Linked DNA regions of Homo sapiens: region 2 is linked to region 1. Evidence: chromatin contacts called from ENCODE Hi-C or POLR2A ChIA-PET data. All regions are on one chromosome and are shown on one strand. Each heading gives the region's core, a stretch centred on a gene start or an enhancer-like site at or near the end of the contact. The rest is flanking DNA. Distances are from core to core; before and after follow the strand shown.

Region 1 (3,597 bases), core at 437-2,936:
CCAGGCTCATCATCTATTTTCTCTACCCTAGTCCCAGCACAAGGCATTTCTCCCAATACATTGGTTTCTTCTCTGTAAACGCTACCACCCAGTCTCCTTCTGCCATCACTGCCAAGCTTCTTACACCAAGAGAAGTCGGCTTCCTTTATGATGCCAGTGACCACCTCCCATGAAAGGCTCTCTGCAGACTTCAAGCAACTCAATCTTATTTTACAATTCTTTCTGCTCACACATCCAGGATCCAGGATAGAGTTCTAACAAACCTTACTTGTCTCTTCTCAATCTAAATGCTGTCTTGTACAATATCATCAGTAACTCTCTAAATGTGTAACTCCAACCTAAACTTCTCTCTGTAACTCCAAGACTATTTGTTCTAGATGCCCCAAAACACTTTCCTGGGCATGAAAAGGCACTTGGGAGGTTGTCCAAAATAGAACATTTTCTCATTGTGTCTACACAATAAGATCCTCCCCATCTGGATGCAGTTACAACAGATGCTGAGAGATATCTATCAATGAGACTTAGCTGCCTCTAGGGTCTGTAAGGGGTGGTTTCTCCATACAGGAAGAAGATAGTATCTCCTTCACAAAAAAAGGAATTAAAAAAGACTAGGGGAAAAGTGTGTTTAGTTAGTTCCTTCCTTGGGAATAAAAGCAGAAGGCAGAATTCAAAGAGAGCTTCCTATAAGCAGATCAGGAGGGACTTGGCTAACACAAAACTAAAACATTCCATATTTTACCGTGTGTTTTTTAACTGTGAAGATCAGCAATAAACCCCTTAAAATAAGATCAGCCACATTAATAATTTGTTGAATAGCAAACACCAGTGAGTGCGAAGGAGTAGTGATGCCTTTCAAAAGGAAAGGGAAACAGGGAAGAGAAAGAGACAGCCTGAGAAATGGTCCCAAGGCCAGACCAGGCCAGAATTCATCTGAATGGCCCCAATTCCAACCCACTCCATTCCTCCTGGCCCCTAATTTATGAGCCAATCACCAATCATCCAAACTAGAGATCCTTTTCCTGGCTTGTTCTCCACACATATTGCTACCAAAATCCCAGAGATTTCTTGAGATACTGAAAGTAGAGGGATGGGAGTGGGAAGAGCTCACTTTAGATACTTCTCTTTATTTCTGAATTTATAACACTGATCTCTAATTCCTCCCATCACCACTACCACCCCCTCCACTGAATAAGCTTTCACCCTCTTGTTTTACAAAAAATACTTAATGACAAGGAAGACATTCATAGTATCAGAGTTTTTTGATTAATAAAAAAGCAGGTACAAAATACAATAATTTTTAAAAGGAAAAAAAAACAGGTACAATACAGTATGTTTGTTAGTATCCCACTTCATCAAAATTGAATGAAATGTGTATTCAAAAGATTGATGGGGCCTCTGTAGCAAAATGCTAGCAGTAGGTATCTCTGAATGGAACAGTCAGATGACGTTATTTTCTTCTGGGTATTTAAAAATTGTCTAAACGTTATAAAATGAACACACACCTGTTTTTGTAGTCACAAAACTGAATCACAATTATTCTAAAAACAAAACAACTATAATCAAGTCTTAGTTCCAGGAAGGAGGTAAGGGTCATCTAATCCACTTCTCCATGCAAGAATGCTCTTTCTTCTAGCGAGACTAGCTTGTTTGCATGTCTCCAGGGACATCTGTTGTCATTACAAGGCAGCCCCTTCCACAGCAGGCCAATGATGAGGATTAGAAACTTCTATCTCTCATGAAGCTAAAATAGAGCCCTGTTCCATTGGTTCTACTTCTGCCCTCTTGATACTAAAGCTGTCCACGCAGTTTTCTTGTTTTTTTTTTTTTTTTTTTTTTTTTTTTTGAGACGGAGTTTCGCTCTTATTGCCTAGGCCAGAGTGCAATGGCACAATCTCAGCTGACTGCAACCTCCGCCTGCTGGGTTCAAGCGATTCTCCTGCCTTAGCCTCCCAAGTAGCTGTGATTACAGGCATGTGCCACCACACCTGGCAAATTTTTTGTATTTTTAGTAGAGACGAGGTTTCTCCATGTTGGCCAGGCTGGTCTGGAGTCCTTGACCTCAGCCTCGGCCTCCCAAAGTGCTGGGATTACAGGCGTGAGCCACCATGCCCAGCCTCACTCAGCTTCTTAGGCCTGTTTTTTTCTATCCTTTTCTCTTAAGTATGCATTTTTTTTTTTTTGAGATGGAGTCTCGATCTGTTGCCCAGGCTGAAGCGCAGTGGCACAATCTTGGCTCACTGCAAGCTCTGCCCCCAAGGTTCACACCATTTTCCTGCCTCAGCCTCCCAAGTAGCTGGGACTACAGGCGCCCGTCACCACACTCGGCTAATTTTTTGTATTTTTAGTAGAGATGGGGTTTCACCGTGTTGGCCAGGATGGTCTCGATCTCCTGACCTTGTGATCCACCTGCCTCGGCCTCCCAAAGTGCTGGGATTACAGGCATGAGCCACTGCGCCCAGCCCAAGTATGCATTTTTAAATATTTAGAATGCATGTGCCTTAATCCATTTCCTGCTGCCTATAGCAGAATACCTGAAACTGGGTAATTTATTTTAAAAAGGAATTTATTCCTTACAGTTATGGAGGCTGGGAAGTCCACAGTTAAGGGGCCACACCTGGTGAAAGCCTTCTTGCTGGTGGGGACTCTAGAGTCCCAAAGTGACATGGTGAGGGAGCTGAGCATGCAAACATGCTACTGCAGGTCTCTTCCTCTTATAAAGCCACCAGTTCAGGCCAAGCGTGGTGGCTCATGCCTGTAATCCCAGCACTTTGGGGGGCCAAGGCGGGCGGATCACCTGACCTCAGGAGTTCGAGACAAGCCTGGCCAACATGGTGAAACCCCGTCTCTACCAAAAATACAAAAATTAGCCAGACATGGTGGTGGGCACCTGTAATCCCAGCTACTTGAGAGGCTGAGGCAGGAGAATCACTTGAACCCGGGAGGCAGAGGTTGCAGTGAGCTGAGATCGTGCCACTGCACTCCAGCCTGGGCAACAGAGCAAGACTCCCTCTCAAAAAAATAAAATTAAATTAAATTAAAAGCCACCAGTTCTCCTCCCATGGTAACCCATAAACTCGTTAATCTTGAATGCATTCATTCATGAGGGCAGATCCTTCACGATCCAATCACCTCTTAAAGGCTCCACCTTTTAATACTGCCACATCGGGTTTAAGTTTCAACATAAATATTTGTGGGTTTTTTTGTTTGTTTGTTTGTTTTAATTGATCATTCTTGGGTGTTTCTCACAGAGGGGGATTTGGCAGGGTCACAGGACAATAGTGGAGGGAAGGTCAGCAGATAAACAAGTGAACAAAGGTCTCTGGTTTTCCTAGGCAGAGGACCCTGCGGCCTTCCGCAGTGTTTGTGTCCCTGGGTACTTGAGATTAGGGAGTGGTGATGACTCTTAACGAGCATGCTGCCTTCAAGCATCTGTTTAACAAAGCACATCTTGCACCGCCCTTAATCCATTCAACCCTGAGTGGATACAGCACATGTTTCAGAGAGCACAGGGTTGGGGGTAAGGTCACAGATCAACAGGATCCCAAGGCAGAAGAATTTTTCTTAGTACAGAACAAAATGAAAAGTCTCCCATGTCTA
Region 2 (3,652 bases), core at 529-3,028, 75 kb before region 1:
AAAATAGCAGTTCTTTAAAGATTAATATGAATAATTAGAAAACTTATTGTTTCTTTCCAGTTGGTCATTTTGATTATACCAGTGAGGTAATCTGCATAATTGGCATCATAAAGATATTTTTCTAAAGCATATAAAATTTGTAGAGGCTCAATCTGCATTAACTGAGCTACTTAAAACATTCTGGAAATTTTGTTTTGATCTCTACAAAGAGGGCCTCTTTTAATTATGAAACCAAGGATTCCAGTTCTTAAGACCCGGCTTAAATAAAAATGAAAACAATGAGTGGTTGTTGTCCACATGTATAATTGTAAACACTCACTTGATAAGAATATGCAAATAATGAGAGAAGCAGTAACAATGCTGGATTCACTGATTTTGTTACCATTATATATCCTGAGATCACATACAATATAATTTTTGATGTTTGCAAGGTCCTGTATAGTCACATGAAACAGTACATATAAAAGGTACAATTCAGTGTTGATGTTTTATACGCAGAAATGTTTTCAGTACATATTATGACAATATGTCAACTAACAGTGCAAAAGTTAAAATAAGTAGGGTGTGCTGGGATAGGTTTAAACTCACTTAACAACAAAGTACCTGAATGAAAAACAAATGTAAAAAACTTACCACTGTTTGACAGTAAATGTCTAATCTCAGTTATTCACCAACTTCCTAACTATTGACTATGAACCATTACCATTCACCACGTAATAAGGGGAATCAGAATCCCCAATGGTCTAAGACTTTAAAACACTGTGCCTTTGATGAAAGACCACATGAGGCCCCATGAAGCCCATTGTGGGCACAGCAGCCATGAATGATTAAGTAAGAATGGTTAAAAGGCACTGATTTTTTTTTTTTTAAAGGCATCACAAAGAACAAGTCTAGACACTGGTTCCATTCCAGCAATAGTCAACTGACAAGTCCTTTCAAATGGCCTAAGCTATATGATCTATTTCCCCTTCTACAACCAATTCTGCTCACGAAAACCTCAGAGTGTTTTTCGGAAGAATTTAATTTTTTTTTTTTCAGTGGGACTATCAATTTGCAAAGCATGAGTAGTAGCTTTTCAGTTAAAACCTATTGCTGCAGGGAGGGTGTGAAACTGCAGCGTGGTGGTGTTCTGTCACATGCTTCCTGCCCTGCACCCACCCCATCCAGTCCTACACACACATGCACACACGCACGTGCACACACACACGAGCACTCTACTCTGTCTCTCAAATCGTATTAACGGATGGTTCTGAGTCAAAACACTATTAAATTACTTTGTCAACCATGACAGGATTTATGGATACATAAACCTGTATTTCTGCTCTCTGTCAAATGAAAGTGCAAACAATGTTCAGGAAGCATGTTTAATTCTATGTTGCAGAGAGTGCCTGCCTGGACATTTACTTTTTTCACAGCTGAGCATAAGCTAAGATTATAGAAGCACCAGAAAAAGGAAGAAGAAAAAAACAACTTTGTATCAGTTTCTGGATGAGGCCGAAAGAAACTGCAGTCATATGAGTCAGATAAACTATTTAATCCACGCTTTGTCTGAAAGGACATAAAGATTTTATCCTGGGCTTATTCCAGCAGTAATCTCAACAGCCTCTTCTGGAGTAGGTGTTGGTTTTCTGTCTCCTGGCATCGTTATTTAAAAACAAAACACAAAAAAAACGGGGGAAAAAAGGACAGAAAATTATTGAAGTGGTAGGCTAGAGGCATATATACTCTGAGGAAGCAATCTGAGCCCCAAACACCCTGGGGATTACTGACACTATAACAAACGCAAAAGAGAGAAGGCAAATAAAGACGACCTTGTCCTTGACATCTTAATTCTGAACAAGTAAATCCTCCGCCCCCGCTTTTTTTTTTTTTTTTTTTTTTTTTTTTTTTTTTGGCTTTAATGCTGGGTAATGAGCAATCAGGTTAATTACTAGGGTCTAGAAAAAGGGCTCAAGGTCATCCTGGGAATGTACAATTCATTTAATATCAGAACATCATGAACAGTTATACATCATTTATTTAAGCCTATCAAAAAGTGCCTAATTTAAGGAAGTATTTTGCTTTTCTATAACCTATCAATAAACAGATTTGGTCTTTTTTTTTTTTTAAGGCTTACTAATCCCACTGAATCTTAGATAGACTTAATTATCTTTTCCTGCGTTATCTCTGCATATAAATTTGGTCTAAAACTATACACAAACTACATCAGACTTCCAGCAAGACTCATCTGATACACTGATTTACTGATCTGGTGAAAGCGAAAATATATTTAATACAAAAGTTTGAAAATAAGACTCCATCATTCGACAAACGCCAGTATTTCTTTTTAAATAAACACAAGAGGCTGGGTACACTGGCTCACGCCTGTAATCCCAGCACCTTGGAAGACCGAGGGCAGGCAGATCACTTGAGGTCAGTAGTTTGTGACCAGCCTGGCCAACATGGTGAAATCCCATCTCTACTAAAAATACAAAAAAAATCAGCCAGGCGTGGTGGTGGGTGGTGCAAGCGTGTAATCCCAGCTACTGGGGAGGCTGAAGCAGGAGAATTGCTGAACCTAGGAGGCGGAGGCTGCCGTGAGCTGAGATCGTGCCACTGCACTCCAGCCTGAGAGACAGAGCAAAACTCCATCTCAAAAATATAAATATAAAAATAAATAATAAATAAATACAAGGGGCAGACTAGATATATAAAAGTTATTCTTGAATTTATTTTAAATAGGTATTTAATAAGTGCCAAGGAGAAAATCGTTTAAAAAATAAATGTCCTCTTAATGCCTTCTGAATTTAAATTTTTTTTTTTTTTTTTTTTGAGACGGAGTCTCGCTCTGTTGCCCAGGCTGGAGTGCAGTGGTGTGATCTTGGCTCACTGCAAGCTCCGCCTCCCGGGTTCACGCCATTCTCCTGCCTCAGACTCCTGAGTAGCTGGGACTACAGGCGCCCGCCACCAGGCCCAGCTAATTTTTTGTATTTTTAGTAGAGACGGGTCTTCACCGTGTTAGCCAGGATGGTCTAGATCTCCTGACTTCGTGATCCGCCCACCTCGGCCTCCCAAAGTGCTGGGATTACAGGCGTGAGCCACCACGCCCAGCCCTGAATTTAAAATCTTCTAAGCATTCATATTATTTTCTCTCCATCTCAATTTATTTCTCTCATCGTCTGCCTCTGACTTCACACACCGACACACACACACAACCAAGAAGTTTAAAAGATTCCCGTTGGCCTTTAATCCAGAGCTCCTGACCCGAAACTCCAATCTTTTCAGTGTTTTGAGGCACAATCTAACTTAACCACATCATAACCCCCAATATTCTTGCATTCACTATCTTTCCTGATTCTTCCCTTTCCCTCCATACTTTTCTATATAGAATACAGAACCTAAGTGACAGAGAAGAGATCATATGGAAAAAAGGCAACCGTTCTAATAGTAACAACAAAAGCAACTCCCTTTGGAAATTGCCTTTAGAAAATGGAGGGTCAACCAGCACAAGTAGATGATATCTAGGTTGTACATAAACCCAACTGTGGCCCTCCTGACTACTTCATCCACCTGGCACACAGCCCATGGGAGAACAATCCTGGAGCCACCGCACTGCTTTCCTGGCATCATAATCATGGTGACAGCTTGGGGGTGGGGAAGGAAGTGTATTATT

What was found. A loop is a pair of places that touch in the nucleus more often than their neighbours do. ChIA-PET counts read pairs that join two places held with the same protein, here RNA polymerase II (POLR2A). Pooled maps may share reads with other maps.
Region 2: a loop to region 1 is called in a map of posterior cingulate gyrus, with 2.3 times the contacts of the local background. The contact joins two enhancer-like sites. A Hi-C loop is called at or near these places in 47 of 168 maps with a recorded cell type or tissue (B cell, CD4-positive, alpha-beta T cell, CD4-positive, alpha-beta memory T cell and 30 more), 37 of 37 single-sample maps with no recorded cell type and 37 of 50 pooled maps. POLR2A ChIA-PET finds 5 or more read pairs at or near these places in 23 of 52 experiments (A673, AG04450, CD4-positive, alpha-beta T cell and 17 more).

What each region holds. Positions count from the first base shown.
Region 1 is chr4:86,996,345-86,999,941 of GRCh38, reverse strand. All of the region lies in intron 2 of AFF1 (ALF transcription elongation factor 1), which reads right to left. Among named protein-coding and RNA genes, the nearest start is that of AFF1, 63 kb to the right of the region's middle. Within about 2 kb of position 1,686, at least 3 of the 41 ENCODE cell types and tissues checked have a DNase peak (open chromatin) inside an H3K27ac peak, as active enhancers do; they include GM12878 and OCI-LY7, where a contact is called at or near this core.
Region 2 is chr4:87,071,522-87,075,173 of GRCh38, reverse strand. All of the region lies in intron 4 of AFF1 (ALF transcription elongation factor 1), which reads right to left. LOC105377320 (a long non-coding RNA gene) reads right to left here. Exons shown (of 2, transcript XR_938956.2): 2 at 1-1,635. Among named protein-coding and RNA genes, the nearest start is that of AFF1, 140 kb to the right of the region's middle. RefSeq lists enhancers at 1,314-1,363, 1,384-1,573. Within about 2 kb of position 1,778, at least 21 of the 41 ENCODE cell types and tissues checked have a DNase peak (open chromatin) inside an H3K27ac peak, as active enhancers do; they include GM12878 and OCI-LY7, where a contact is called at or near this core.